Regions from separate parts of the Homo sapiens genome. Here region 1 is linked to region 2. A link is an interaction called in ENCODE POLR2A ChIA-PET data of the cell type or tissue named here. Cell type or tissue: MCF 10A. All regions are shown on one strand. Links, peaks and the distances in the headings refer to the core of each region. The heading gives the core; the rest is flanking DNA. Region 1 holds the start of LINC00393 (long intergenic non-protein coding RNA 393). Region 2 has its middle 97 kb from the start of LINC00392.

Region 1 (7,420 bases), core at 1-5,000, 190 kb after region 2:
TTTGTAGTTGCATTTGGTATTAGAATAATTGCTTATTTTTTCCACCTTGTTTCAAAAGGTTTAACGTTTATAATAATAGCTGTAGTTTCTCGAGTGGAACATATTCTGGTTCACGTACTAAGCTAAAATGCTTTGCATGCATTAACTTATTTAATATTCACAACTCAATGGGGAAGGTCATATCATCTTTCAGTAGAGAAGAGTGAAGTTTCAATGACTCACTCAACAGTACAACATGTAATGAAAAAATTAGTTTTTGGACCCAAGAAAATCTGAATTCATGTCTCATGCTCTTTTCTTTTGTACCACCTGACACTCTTGAAATTTGGAGGAGTGTCCTGAATAGTTCCTTTTCCTTCCCTTTCTTTTCTGGCAAGGCCATCACATCTACGGCTACACATGTTTAAATTATTATACTATACTACTAGTGTACTAGTACTATAGTAATATAAACATACTAGTAGCATGTTTTAAATTACTATACTATACTATATTACAAGGTATAGAGCCTTAAAGCCAGGCAGGTACCAGTTTTTACAATGACTGCCTGTGATTCTCTCCTTTTAAACACTCCTTTCTTCACTCAGAGTTGGTTTTAGTTCTCCTCTGTTAGCAAAAAAAAGAAATATCTGCTCTTCAGCACTGTATTCATAATACCTAACCTTTAAAGCAAAAACTCTGAAATATATACCTAGTAAAATGATTTACACGTAGGGGATGGAATATAATGAGGCCATTAGGTGAATGAGCTTTGGTGTCAGTATGCCTGTGTTCAAATCCCAGCTGTGCTATGTACTTGCTTTGAGATACAGACTAATTTTCTTCACCTTTCTAAGCCTCAGTTTCCCCATCTACAAATTAGGGACCATAATAGCACTTGTCTTACAGGGCTGTATGGATAAGTGGCAGCTGTTGGTACAGGTAGTAATAATAGTAATACTAGCAATACTACTTGTAAAACAAATGAAGTAGGGAGTTCATCTGGAAACTCCTTTCCTTCACTAAGATTCAGTCATTTCTGACTATGCTTGGTGAACTGATGATGTTATCTTAAGGAATTTATAGAGAGAAAAAGCTCACAATAAAGGAATGAGTCAGGTGGATGAGTGTATTCGTCCATTAATGTTGCTTTAAAGAAATATCCGAGGCTGGGTAATTTATAAAGAAAAGAGGTTTCTTTTGGCTCACATTTCTGCAGGCTGTATGAGAAGCATGGTGCCAGCATCTGCTTGTGTTGAGGGCCTCAGGAAGCTTACAGTCATGATGGAAGGCAAAGGGGGAGCCGATGTGTCACATGGTGAGAGGGAACAAGGGAGAGAGGGAGGAGGTGGCAGCCTCTTTTAAACAACTAGACCATGTATGAACTGGTAGAGTGAGAGCTCACTCATTATTATGAGGAGGGCACCACACCATTCATAAGGGATCCACCCCCATGACCCAAACACCTCCCAATAGGTCCCATCTCCAACTTTGGGGATCACATTTTGACAAACTATAAACCTCCAAACTATATCAACAGGCCTTAATCATTGGATGGGGCAACCTGAAGATGAATTTCTTATAAACTTAGATTTATCTTGAGTCAGTATTCCTCACAACTTTCAATCTATAGCCAATGAACTTGTGATTGGTGGGAGTGGTGGGCTATATGAAAAATCTAAAAAGAGAGTGTGTTTTCAAAATACTATGAGACACTGAGGCATGAGCAGTACTAGTAGCCAAGAGTAATGGGAAAAGGGAAGAATGGTTTTCTCCCAGCAGTGCTATAACACACTATGTAACTTTAGTGCCTCAAAGACTCCACTGCATCAGTGGTAAAGGAGCTAGTGTTAGCAAAAAAATCAAATACTCATGAGGAGAGCAGCATCTGGCAGATCTAGGGCACCCACTGAGCAGAGAGGAGGCTGGTGCAAAAAGAAAATATCTTTAAGTAGGAGGCAACTGAGAACAATGAGGTACTCTTTGGAGACTCTTAGAGATGGACTCTGAGGACTTTGCAGGAAGCTGGAGATCCTCAAATAGTGGGAGTATGAGTGGTGAAATGTTATTGGATAATAGCCAGGGAAACCTAGTCTAGCAAACTCCATGTGAAAGAACCTAAGCTAGCCCAGATGGTGGCGATTGTGAAAAAAAAAAAAAAAAAAAAAAAAAAAAAAAAAGCCACAAATTCCTTCTCATCCATTTGTAATACGACTTGCAGCTCCTCCCATCTGAGATGGAGTTTATTTTTTTCACTGCTTAAGCCTAGACTTGGCCATGTTACCCGCTTTGGCCAGTGGCACATTAGCAAACGTAATGAAGGGACTTGAAAAGTGCTTACAATGGAAATAGCCCTCTTCTGTTAATCTTGGAAACCCTGCAACAACCACCATGTGAAACAGCCTAGACTAGCTCAGTTGCTAGCCCCTGCCAATAACCAACAGGGAACCAAATTGTGAGTGAGGATGCTGGCTGCCAGCTGGCTACAAAAGCATTACTGAGCCCAGCCGCCACTAACTGCAACAGAGATGAGCTGTCGTAGCTGAACCCAGCCCAGCACAAATTGCAGACCCACCGAATTGTGAGCTAAATAAGGGTTGTTGTTTTAAATCCCTAACTTTGGGGTAATATTGACATCTATCTACCCATCCATTTCTTCTTTACCTTTTTCTCCAAAAGAATATGAGGTGGTTTACAGCAAAGGACTGAACACTCAGTAAAGTTAATATCATAGAAATAGTAAAAGATAGAGAAAGCATATATGTCAGTCCCAAGGTCTATGTGATTTTGGTTGATTGGTATTATATTCAACTCTGAACTTCCTGGAACCTAAAAAAAAAAAAGTGAACCATTTATATATGAGTTACATAAAGATAAGTCAACCATAAAGTTCTAGTTACTATGCTGTGTTAGCTTAGTAGGCTGCTATAACCATGTACTATAGGCTGGTGTTTAAATAATTTATTTCTCACAGTTCTGGGGGCTGGAGGTCTGAGAAGGGGTGCCAGCATGGTCAGTTTCTGGTGAGGGCCCTCTTCCTGGTTGTAGAGCACCAAGTTCTCACATTCTCACATGGTGGAAAGCGAGATTAGCTTCCAAAGGCTCCCCACCTCTTACTACCATCATATGGGGTGGTCTCACTCTGTCACCCAGGCTGAAGTGCAGTGGTGCCATCATGGCTCACTGCAGCCTGGACAACCCGGACTCAAGTGATCCTCACACCTCAGCCTCCCAAGTAGTAGGGACTATAGATGTGCACACCACACCCAGCTAATTTTTGAAATATTTTGTAGAGATGAGGTCTCACTAAGTTGCCCAGGCTGTTCTTAAACTCCTAGCCTCAAGTAATTCTCTCACCTCAGCCTCCCAAAGTGCTTGGATTAAAGGGGTGAGCCACCATGCCCAGCCAACATATGATTTCTAAGAGACACAAATATTCAGTCCATAACATAGTGGTAAGCACTTTATACACATTGCTCATTATTAACAGCTCTGTGAGCTAGACATTATTATTCCTATTTTGTGGATAAGGAAACTGAAGACAAGATATTTCTCTACTCAGCTAATACTTGGGGAACTAAAATTTGATTTGAGGACTGTTTAAATTTCTGATTCTAAAATCCATGCCCTTTCCAACTCACGACAACGATTCTCTAAAATTTTATATAGGGGACAATAAGAATACCCTGAATATCTGAAATGTCTCTTCTCTTCATACAATTCACTACTGCACTGTATGAAGTTCAGGATTTCAACATTTCCTACATAAACTGTTGGGCTCACCCTATAACCAGTTTGTCTCAGTCCAGTGTCATCCCTTCCTACCTATCTTCTAAACTTCTTCAGAAATGACCTTTGTATAATTAAAATACATATAATTGTGCCTAGCTCCTGAATAAAATTTTTCAATGACTCCCTATTATCTCGAAGATCACATACCTCTATCCATGTTTGGAATCTCATTTCCCGCTACTCACCACTCGGCTTTCTCTATTCTCCAGCCACACTGATCTACTTAACCATCCTTGAGTAGTCAACATTAGTGTGCCTTCATGCTCTGCATTCCAAATTCCTTTTATCATTCCTCATTGTCTGCGCCCTCTCAAGTCTTCCCACTTAATACTGCTTCTTCAAGACAGTTCAAACATGCCTGAACTTCCCAGGCTGATTTAGGCCACCCATGGCACCCTTAATGTGCTTCTATTAAAACTCTTACTATATATCACAGCATACTTTCTTGCATAAGAGTGTGTTTTATTCATCAGTTTGTCCCTAGCACTTAACTCAGTGCCTGGCATAGAGTACTCAATAGATATTTGTTAAGAGAAAAAGTAACTGTCTTCAACAACAGTATTCCCACAAATGTGCAGTCTCCATACAGCTGATTCGAAGAACCTCAATCCCTCTGAAAAGTCTGGGCCTAATTACATTAAATATAGAAGTGATCCTATGATCTCAAATGTATAGCCTTTCAAGATCAAATACAAAAAGAATAGACTTTAGAACACCTGGGTGGATAGAAGGAAGGATTGATTTATTCCTCAAAAGCTTTCAAAAGAAGGAAAAGAGGGTAGGAGGGAGAAAGGGAGGGAAGATGGATTCCTTTCAGCTTTGAGCACTTCCTCTGAACTGGTAAAGCCACCTTCGCCCCTTCAAGATCATCATGCTCCTCCACCCTACCCCGCAACGCTGCAAAGCTGCCTCTTCTGCTAGGGCCACTCTCCCAGGCAATTCTAATGCCACACTTTCCATTTAGAGTCACAACCCCTAGTGAGGTGCCACAGAGAATTGTGGAAGACATACAATTAAAGGGGAGAACAAAGAATTCAGGGAGAGATAGGGAATTGTGGGAAAGAATGGAGCCTTGTTGGAGAAAGCAGAGAATTCTGGGAAGAGCAAAGAGAACTGTGGGAGACCATAGAGGTTCACTGGATTATGGAGGATTGTGAGAGGGCACAGAAATTGTGGGAGGACATGGAGGACTGCAAGAGCAGGGAGGGTTGTGGAAGGGCAGAGAAGGCTGTGGGAGAGCACTGAGGATGGTGGGAGAAAACTGGATTATGGAAGAGAACGAGATTGTGGGAGAGCACAGGATTGTGGGAGGAAACAGAATTGTGGGTGAGAACAGAACACTGTGAGATAGTGAATTGTAGGAAAGAAAGTACGATGAGATAGAGAATTCACCCTGTGCTCTTCCACCCGCTTTTCTATTGGGTCCGCCCCTGTCAGGTCTGGCGGCGCCCTCACGGTCTGGCAGAGCCCTGCCCCTCTCTCCGAGGCCACACCATGTTTGCTCCTTCGTGACCACGTCCCCTCCTGCCCCACAACGCCTCTCCTGCTGGAGCCACATTTGCAGTTATTGATGGGCCTGCTGCTGTACTCCATCACAGTCACTAAGAATTGTGGGAGAGTCATGCAATTATGAGAGGGAACAGGGGCTTCTGGAAGACTGTGGAAGAAGCAGGGACTTTTTGGAGAGACAAAGGAATGTGGTAGACACATAAGTCAGTGGCCTTCTGTGTTTCGTGTGGTTCCTCCTGCGGAAGCCATATCTGGTCCATTATGACTACGCCCCTGTGCTCCGTCTGGGTCACCATCCCTCAAAGCCACCCACCCCTCTACAATCTGGCTTGGGCCATGACTTCACTAAGCCCCTGCGCTTCTTCATGGCAACGCCCTGAAACCAGGCCCTTTGGCTCCACAGAGCCACGCTTTTCCTGGCAGGGCCACAACTACCCACACCACCATGACCCTCTTTTCCAGGCCAAACCTCTGCGCTCTGCCTTGGCCCTACCACCACCACCAGGACAAAGCTGCTTTTGTTCTCCTTGTCACTCCTTACCTCCCATTGCATTCTCGTGGCCAGACTGGAGCCTCTGAGCTCAGCTGTGTGCAGGGTCCTGCTCCTAGGGCCGTACTCTCTGTGCTGTCGTAACAACGCCTTCTCTGACAGGCCACACCTCTGTGCTCCGCCTCCACCACTCCCCTACCCGCTGGGAGGGGGCAAATGTGCTTTGGCTTTAGCACATCCCCCTCAGGCACCCTCCATTTCTCTCCCTCCAAGGTCTCCTCCCTGACTGGCCCCTATGCTCTTCCATGTCACGCCTGTCCCCACAGCTACGCCCTATTCACTCTGATTGCTTCTCTAAATCGGCCACGCCCCCTCCCTAATTTCTGCCTCGCTTCTCTTCACCTGGGCCGTCCACTTCCCTTTGCCCAGACCTCGCCCAGGCACTTCACCTGCCGCTTGCAATGGGCCATGACCACGCCCATCCTGTCCCAGCCAAGCTGGGGGCTGTATTTCTCTGCACCTCTGCTACATGTGGGCCACGCCCCATTTTCGGAAACCCAGGATGTGGGATTTGGGAGATTGGGGTTAAACCCGCCCTGCCCCTAGAGTTTGGCTCCAGTGGCATTTGTAAAAAATGAGGCTTATGGAGCCATGATCCTCATCGAAAAAAAACTTTCTTTAGGGTTTCTCCCAGCTCCAAACGCCCCTACTTGAAGGATGACCCAGTGATGCAGTGAGGAAAGTGAGGAAACAGCTGGTGGATGAGTCGTTGAAACATATTCCTTCCAGCCAATTTTCATGTCTGATTTTCTTCCAGCCAGGTTTCCTGTCCTCGAACCCAACCTTTGGGCTGTGTTTCTTCTCAGCCGACCTTAAATCTATGCACCTGAATGGAGAAAGAACACTCCTCCACTTCCTAATGTCTCCTCCCAGTGACCTTTCCTAGGCACCCAGTTCCCTCTTGCTATCTAGGGACTGGCAAGACACCACCACACTTAGAGCAATTCTCTGGTTGGCAGCCCTCTGCTCTGAAAGTACTCTGCTATTCTTATTCCTTCCATTGACAACTCTTGAGTTCACAAGAAAAAGGAGAAGAGGTTATAACTAGCTCTCTTCCTTGTTCAGAAATCTCTGAACAGACCTTCCTGGGGAGAGGACACTTTCCATTAGCCAGTCAGTTATTCATTCAAAACCATATTTATCAAGTACTGTGCATGTTCTGGGGACTAATAAGAGAAGCTTCAAGAAGCTTATAGCCTAAAGTTGCTGACTTGCATTTTTGGTTTTGTTTTGTTTTCTTTTGGTTTTCTTTTCTTTTTTTTTTTTTTTTTTTGACAGAGTCTCGCTCTGTCACCCAGGCTGGAGTGCATGGCGCGATCTCAGCTCACTGCACCTCCATCTCCCGGTTCAAGCGATTCTCGTGCCTCAGCCTCCCGAGTAGCTGGGATTACAGGTGCGAGCCACCACGCCCCGCTAATTTTTGTATTTTTAGTAGAGAGGGGGGTTTCACCATGTTGGTCAGGATGGTCTCAATCTCCTGACCTCAAGTGATCTGCCCGCCTTGGCCTCCCAAACTGCTAGGATTATAGGCATGAGCCACCGCTCCTGGCTGCCCACTTGCATTTTCATAGAACAAGAAATGCCTAGAAA
Region 2 (7,863 bases), core at 1,485-6,484:
CTTCTATAAGAACACCTTTTTAGATTCCACATATGAGTGAGATCATGTGGTATTTGTCTTTCTCTGCCTGGCTTATTTCACTTGGCATAATATGGCTCCAGGTTCATCTATGTTGCCGTAAAAGACAGGATTCCATTCTTTTTATGGCTAAATAGTATTCCATTGTGTATATGTGCCATGTTTTCATTATCCATGCTGTGCAGTGTTGACTGTCAACACTGTCAGTTTTTTGCACAAAGTGAGGGGTGGGGAGGAGTTGTGCAGCTAATGGAATGGGGGAGATGGCTTGTCCTCCACCTTCTCCAGAATTAGGGCTTCATTAATTTGTTTAAATATTTCAAATCTCCAGGATTGAGGCATACCTACAGTAAAATGTAAATACAGAAACACTTTTCAAGGAGAAATATTCAGGATTCATTGATTGTTTTTCTTTTCCATCAGTATGCTACCATTTTCCTTTATTGACACAGATACTCAAGAATTGGCTATACTGTCATCCCTTAGTGCCTGTAGGGAATTTGTTCCCGGGCACTCCCCACCCCACCATAGATACCAAAATCTGTGGATGCTCAAGTCACATATATAAAATGGAGTGCAGTATTTGCATATAAGCTATGCACATCCTCCCATATACTTTAAATCATCTCTAGATTACGTATGATACTTGATTACTTATGATTATTTATAATACAATGTAGATGCTAAGTAAATAGTTGTTATACTGTATGTTTTCATTTGCATTGTTTTTATTATTGTTATTTTCTTTTTTTTTTTTCTGAATATTCTTAATCCACAGCAAACTGAATCCATAGATGTGGAACCCATGGATACAGAGGGCCAACTGCACTTTGTTTATTCAAATATTAAATGGGAAATCTATTAAAAATCAATCTTTCCTAAATTAAACTGTTTTTAATTTTTTTTTTTTTTTTTTTTTTGAGACGGAGTTTCGCTCTTGTTGCCCAGGCTGAAGTGCAGTGGCGCGCAACTTTGTCTCACTGCAACCTCCGCCTCCCCGGTTCAAGCGATTCTCCTGCCTCAGCCTTCCTGAGTAGCTGGGATTACAGGCACGTGCCACCACTCCTGGCTATTTTCATATTTTTAGTAGAGACGGGGTTTCTCCATGTTGGTCAGGCTGGTCTTGAACCCCCAACCTCAGAAGATCCACCTGCCTTGGACTCCCAAAGTGCTGGGATTACAGGTGTGAGCCACCACGCCTGGCCCCTAATTTTTTTTAAGTGCCTCCCAATGCAAAAACACATTGCCACCCATAAACTTATTTCGGAAAAAAAAAGAATAAACCTAAATAGAATCAAGCCTCAGAAAATTAGAGACCAGGAAAAAAAAAGCTGGAATTACCTTAGAGGGATTACATCACCAAAATCCAGTCTACAGGAAACTTCACAGGCCAAATCACTCAATTTCTTCAAATTGCAAAAAGCAAAAAAGGGGGAGGGGGGAAGCTGTAATTTGAGAGCCCTCAAAGACATTTATTTTTAAGTATTTTAAATAAATACTGTACTATTGTATATAAGGATGTACATTTAGGGCATAAACCATGAAGAAAAGGGAGGAAGTGATGACTGTCAACGTCTGGACTGTTTTTGCTTTTAGGGAGGAGGTAAGGGCTGTCATTGGCACAGCACACAGAGGCAGTACTACCAAAGCGTTTGGCAAAGGTCTATTGTTCCTAATTTTAAATGGGCTTAGCTAGAAAGGAACATATATTAAACATAAAAAGCACTACAGGGAGTTTATAATTTCATTGTCATTGTATCTACTGGTAGTTTCTGAACTGTCACACAACCCCAGGTTCTCTGGAGTCCTTTATGCCTACTCTAGAAGGGCATAAATCCCTTATCACACTTCAACAGCTGTCTGTACACATTTGGCCAAAAGTATCAGAGAACACCAACTCCTCAAAAAGTAGGAGTGTGGGAGAGAGAGGAAGGTTTAAGTCTAAACCTAATTTCCCGGTTCAGACAGTTGCCCGCACTAAAGGCCTCCTATTTTCTTTCAACAGAGATAGCATTTGGTTTTCCATATTTATATCCTATATACTTGTGTGTACAATGCAAGCTTTGTTATGCTGTATCTGGCCAGTGTTTTCTTCCCTTTACAACAGGCAGTAACTGTAGCTGTGCATAATGTACCTGACAGTGAAGGTGGCTGGCTATTGAAGTCTCTTGTTGGGCAACGTTTGTGCTGGCACAGCCATGGTATTTTTCTTTCTTCCTGTCCCTCCAAACTTTCTTGGTTTAATGACAGTCTTATGTTTCATTTGTTTTCTCTGATCCAACGTGTTTATGTGAGGGCAGTTCTAGGGTACATAAAAGTCAGTTTCAGGGTGGTAATTATTGACCATGGTTTTACACAGCACCTCATGTGGTAAGAAGATAAATGCATAATCACCCAGTAATAAGAAAAACTCTGACTGAAGGACCAAAGGACGTTGTCATTTTACTCCACCCTCTGTGAGTCAGCGAAATGGATTGAATTATAAACCAGAAACCAGCACTTCAATCTGATGAAACTCATCCTATAGAGGAAAGTGTCACTACATGTTGGCAGTTTGTAAAATGTGATGATCTGCCCTAATCCATTGGAACTGACATGTCCTTAATAATAGCAACATTCTTTGTAAATTAAATAGCTATTATTTTTTCAAACCTGTCAGGATATGCTTATGCAGTTGACGCACACGTGATCATAGTCATGTTCACTGTGTCTAAAAGTGAGAAAAATAGAATCCATTTTGGAATGTGTAAAATTAAGCCAGTAATCTTGGTCTCTCAAGGCATGAACCAAAACTGAGCTAAAAACCCTGGATTGATTTTCCACATATAAATAAACTGAGTCTGGATGGTGGCATATGTCCCAAGGTCATTGTGCAATGGTAATCGATGATTAATTAATCATGTAGTAAACATTCATTGAGCACCTATTCTGTCCTAGGCACAGTGCTAGGCAAGGATGCAGCAAAGAAATGACAAGAATCGTTCTTATCTGTTTCCATTTCTCCACTGCTTGTTTAACCCTTTCTAGTCAGCAACCTGGTACTCTTTTCTCTCCTGTGAGGAGAGAGACCGTCTGTGCTCCCTGTGCCTTCAAGGCTGCCCTTGCAAAGGACACTTCTTCCACAGAGAAACGAGTGACATATGGTTTATGTTGGTGGCTTAGCTAAAAGGGAACATATTTTCAGCATAGTGCTGCCACCCTTTTTAAAAAATTTCTTGTAACCTCGACGAACCTCAGGAGAAATTCTCTAGAATTGTGTTACAGTACATGAACAATTCTTTTGCAAAGTTATTTCATGACTTGAAGATTATAACAGGTAAGGATTGCAACATGAAGTCATGCAAGACAGGCTTAAAATAATTTGAAATTTTCTGACGTGTCTTACAAATAAACCACTGTGAGAGTCATCTTAAAGTCAGGCTTTATCTTGGACACATCAGCTTATAACCTGGGTAATGATGTGTCTGAAGCAGACAGGATATGGCAAACTGGGAAGCCAAAGGTTTAATCAGGGGGCTTACTATCAGCAGATCTCACTTAATGGACTGTTATCAAGGTGTTGCTGAAGATTGCAAATATTAAGCCTGAAACACCCGATGGTTGCTGTTTTGTTTATAATATTTGAATGAGAACAGCAAGTGAAGAGTATAAGTCAGAGCTACTGTACCTGTAGGCTGTGCCTCACACAAGGGCACCCAGTGGAGAAGGTAGCAGGCTGGGGCTAAAATCCCGTGTGCACCATGCTCACTGGGCCATACACCCTGAGGTGAGGCTACACTGGCCCAGAGGGGTGCCTTTTGTGTGTTTGTATAAAGGTGCTATATGGGTAGCTGTGGCACTAGCACTATTGTCTTCCCAAGACAGATTTTTGGAAACTGCTGACGTGGCTAAGATAGGGGAAGGGCTGTCTTACTGCTAGTGGAAGAACTAACTCTAGCTAGGATATATGTTCTTTCCCAGAACAAGCTGGGCACTCTCCAATGATTCCAAGTTACCAGGCATTTCTGGGGGCGGAAGAGCATTGTTGCTCCACCCACCTCCTTTTCCTGGAGAATTGTCAAGATCTAGGATTTCCCCAGAGCTGGAATAATTACTGAGTAGAGTCCAGCCCTGCTGAGAAATTGCAGAGTAAATTTCCCCTGAAGGCCATGTCTCCTGCATCCTGCCACCTGCATCTTGGTTGTAGTTTAAAAGTCTTGTCCAAGAGGATTGCTAAAATATAAATGCCCAGACTGACAGCTGCTCTCTGCACAGTGTGAAACATTAGCTTATAAGAAATCCTAGGTTTCCTGTGTTTACCATCACACACCACTTCCATGGAATTAAGTTGGGTCTCATTAATGTGTGGAATGCTCCATATCTTAATGAAATCCTCTTTTGCATGTGTGCGTGATATGACAGTGTAACAGCTCAGAAATTACCACAATGCTCCACTCTACATTTCCTAGCCCAAACACACACACACACACACACACACACACACACACACACACACCCCAACCACTATTAGGAACAGTAACATTAAGTGGAGGAAGCTATCAAGATATAAATAAGGAGGGCCAGGCATGGTGGCTCACACCTGTAATCCCAGCACTTTGGGAGGCCAAGGTGGGTGGATCATGAGGTCAAGAGATCGAGACCATCCCGGCCAACATGGTGGAACCCTGTCTCTACTAAAAATACACAAATTTGTGTGTGGTGGTGCACACCTGTAGTCCCAGCTACTCAGGAGGCTTAGGCAGGACAATCCCTTGAACCTGGGAGGTGGAGTTCCCAGTGGTTGCAGTGAGCTGAACTCACGTCACTGCACTCCAGCCTGGCAGCAGAGCAAGACTCCATCTCCGAAAAAAAAAAAAAAAAAAAAAAAAAGATATAGATAAAGAAACATACAGTGAAGACTTTTTTTTTTTTTGGAGAGAAAAAGCCCAAGCAAATGGGTTTTAAAATTCTACTTCTATCACAGCACTCCATTTAAAAGCTGAAGGCATCAAGAGTTGACATTGCTCATGGCACATCAAGGGAAAATTCAGAAAAGGAAGTATCTGTTCGCTCATTACCCAAATGTAAATTATATGTGCTCTTGAAGTATGCCCTTTATTTAATTTTAATGCATTTTAAATTTTAATATGAATTACTCTACATGAATCACCCTTTTTGTTTTCAATGCCATTAGCACACAAAAATTGAGGAAGGGATTCTATTTTCTGGTAATTCAAACTATTTTATGAGGTGTAGCACATGATATTGTGTCTTCCATAGAGAAGGAACTCAGTGTTTGTTGAAAGCAATTTCAATGTGATATGTTAGCTATGATCTAATGTGAGTGGGTAATGACTTCCCATATTCTTTTTTTTTTTTTTTTTGCAGCTAAGAAGGATTCTTCTATTCCCATTCATATTTTAAAAAGTGTTTGGTTCTTAATAAAACCAAGGCATAGTTTTTTAAAGAGTATCTTGGCATCACTCTCAGACGTATGCAATCAAAGAGATTCAAAGGCAATACTGTGAAAATGACCATATTGCCAAAAGCAATCTACAGATTCAATGCAATTCCCATCAAAATATCATCACAATTCTTCACAGAACTAGAAAAAACAATCCTAAAATTCATATGGAATCAAAAAAGAGCCCTCATAGCCAAAGCAAAACTAAGCAAAAAGAACAAATCTGGAGACATCACATTAGCCGACCTCAAACTATATGACAAGGCTGTAGTTACCAAACAGTATGGTACTGGTATAAAAAATAGGCACATAGACCAATGGAATAGAACAGAGAACCCCTAAATAAAGCCAAATACTTACAGTCAACTGACCTTCGGCAAAGCAAACAAAAACATAAAGCGGAGAAAAGACATTTATTCAACAAATGCTGCTGAGATAATTGGCAAGCCACATGTCAAAGAATGAAACTGGTTCCTCAACTCTCACCTTATACAAAAATCAACTCAAGATGGATCAAAGACTTAAATTTAAGGCCTGAAACCATAACAATTCTAGAAGATAACATCAGAAAAATTCTTCTAGATATTGGCTTAGGCAAAAAGTCTATGACCAAGAACCCAAAAGCAAATACAACAAAACAGATACATAGATGGTACCTAGTTAAACTTAAAAGCTTTTGCACAGCAAAAGGAATAATCAGCAGAGTTCACAGATAACCCACAGAGTGGGAGAAAAATATTTGCAAACTCTGCACCTGACAAGAGATTAATATCCAGAATCTACAAGGAGCTCAAACAAATTAGCAAGAAAAAACCAAATACTCCCATCAAAAGTGGGCTAAGGACATGAATAGACAATTCTCAAAAGAAGATATACAAATGGCCAGCAAACATGTGAAAAAAATGCTAAAAATCACTAGGTATCAGGGAAATACAAATTAAAACCACAATGAGCTACCACCTCCAAGAATGACCATAATTTAAAAATTAAAAAATAATAGATGTTGGCATGGTTGTGGTGAAAAGGGGACACTTTTACACTGCTGGTGGGAATGTAAACTAGTACAACCGCTATGGAAAACAGTATAAAGATTCCTTAAAGAACTGAAAGTAGAACCACCATTTGATCCAGCAATCCCACTACTGGGTATCTACCCAGAGGAAAATAAGTCATTGTATGAAAAAGACACCTGCACACACATGTTTATAGCAGCACAATTAGCAATTGCAAAAATATGGAACCAGCCTAAATGCCTATCAACCAACAAGTGGATAAAGAGAACGTGGTATATATAGACCATGGAATGCACTCAGACATAAAAAAAGAATGAAATAATGGCATTCACAGCAACGTGGATGGAGTTGGAGACCATTATTCTAAGTGAAGTAACTCAGGAATGGAAAACCAGACATTTATAAGTGAGAGCTAAGCTATGAGGATGCAAAGGTATAAGAATGATATAATGAACTGTGGAGACTCAGTGGGAAGAGTGGGAGGGGGCAAGGGATAAAACACTACATATTGAGTACAGTGTACACTGCTTGGGTAATAAGTGCACCAAAATCTCAGAAATCACCACTAAAACACTTATCCATGTAACCAAAAACCACCTGTTCCCCAAAACTATTGAATTAAAAATAAAAAATTTAAAAAAACTAAATTATTTTCCTTTTTTTTTTTTTTTTTTTTTTAAAGACAGAGTCTTGCTCTGTCCCCCAGGCTAGAGTGCAATGGTGCCATCTCAGCTCACTGTAACCTCTGCCTCCCAGGTTCAAGTGATTCTCCTGCCTCAGCCTCCTGAGTAGCTGGGATTACAGCCACACGCCACCACACCTGGCTAATTTTTTGTATTTTTAGTAGAGACAGGGTTTCACCATGTTGATCAGGCTGGTCTCGAACTCCTGACCTCATGATTTGCCCACTTCGGCCTCCCAAAGTGCTGAGATTACAGGCATGAGCCAATGTACTGGATCTAAATCATTTTTGTATCCTGTAAAGGCACTCTATCAGGTCGGACTTTTTTTCATTTGAATAAATTCAGTGATTCGAAAAACCTGTCTTTTGAAAAACCTGATGTGTGAACGCGTTAAGTTAGTGGCCTAGAGATAGTAGGAGACAAACATTATATTTTTAAAAAACTAGCCAGGCACTGGCGGCTCATGCTTATAATCCCAGGACATCGGGAGGCTGAGGTGGTAGGATGCCTTGAGGCCAGAAGTTTGAGACCGCCCTGAAAACATAGCAAGATTCCATCTCTACAAAAAAATTAAAAAATTAGCTAGGCATTGGTGGCATGTGCCTGTAGTCCCAGCTATTTGGGAGACTGAGATGGGAAGATTGCTTGAGCTCAGGAATTTGAGGTTGCAGTGAGCTATGAATGTGCTGCTGCACTTAAGCCTAGG

What was found. Peaks named below come from ENCODE experiments on the same cell type or tissue, not always from the same donor. Only the 100,000 strongest peaks of a DNase experiment are listed, where the experiment ranks them.
Region 1: POLR2A ChIA-PET joins it to region 2 with 5 read pairs; 4 of 35 experiments call an interaction of 5 or more read pairs at or near these places.

The regions. Positions count from the first base shown.
Region 1 is chr13:73,655,997-73,663,416 of GRCh38, forward strand. It overlaps LINC00393 (long intergenic non-protein coding RNA 393), which reads right to left and starts at 5,907. Exons shown (of 4, transcript NR_184171.1): 1 at 5,822-5,907. In MCF 10A, for the core only: no CTCF peak of the experiment used is centred there; no DNase peak of the experiment used is centred there.
Region 2 is chr13:73,463,330-73,471,192 of GRCh38, forward strand. No RefSeq gene overlaps it. Among named protein-coding and RNA genes, the nearest start is that of LINC00392, 97 kb to the right of the region's middle. In MCF 10A, for the core only: no CTCF peak of the experiment used is centred there; DNase peaks (open chromatin) are centred at 2,472 and 3,972.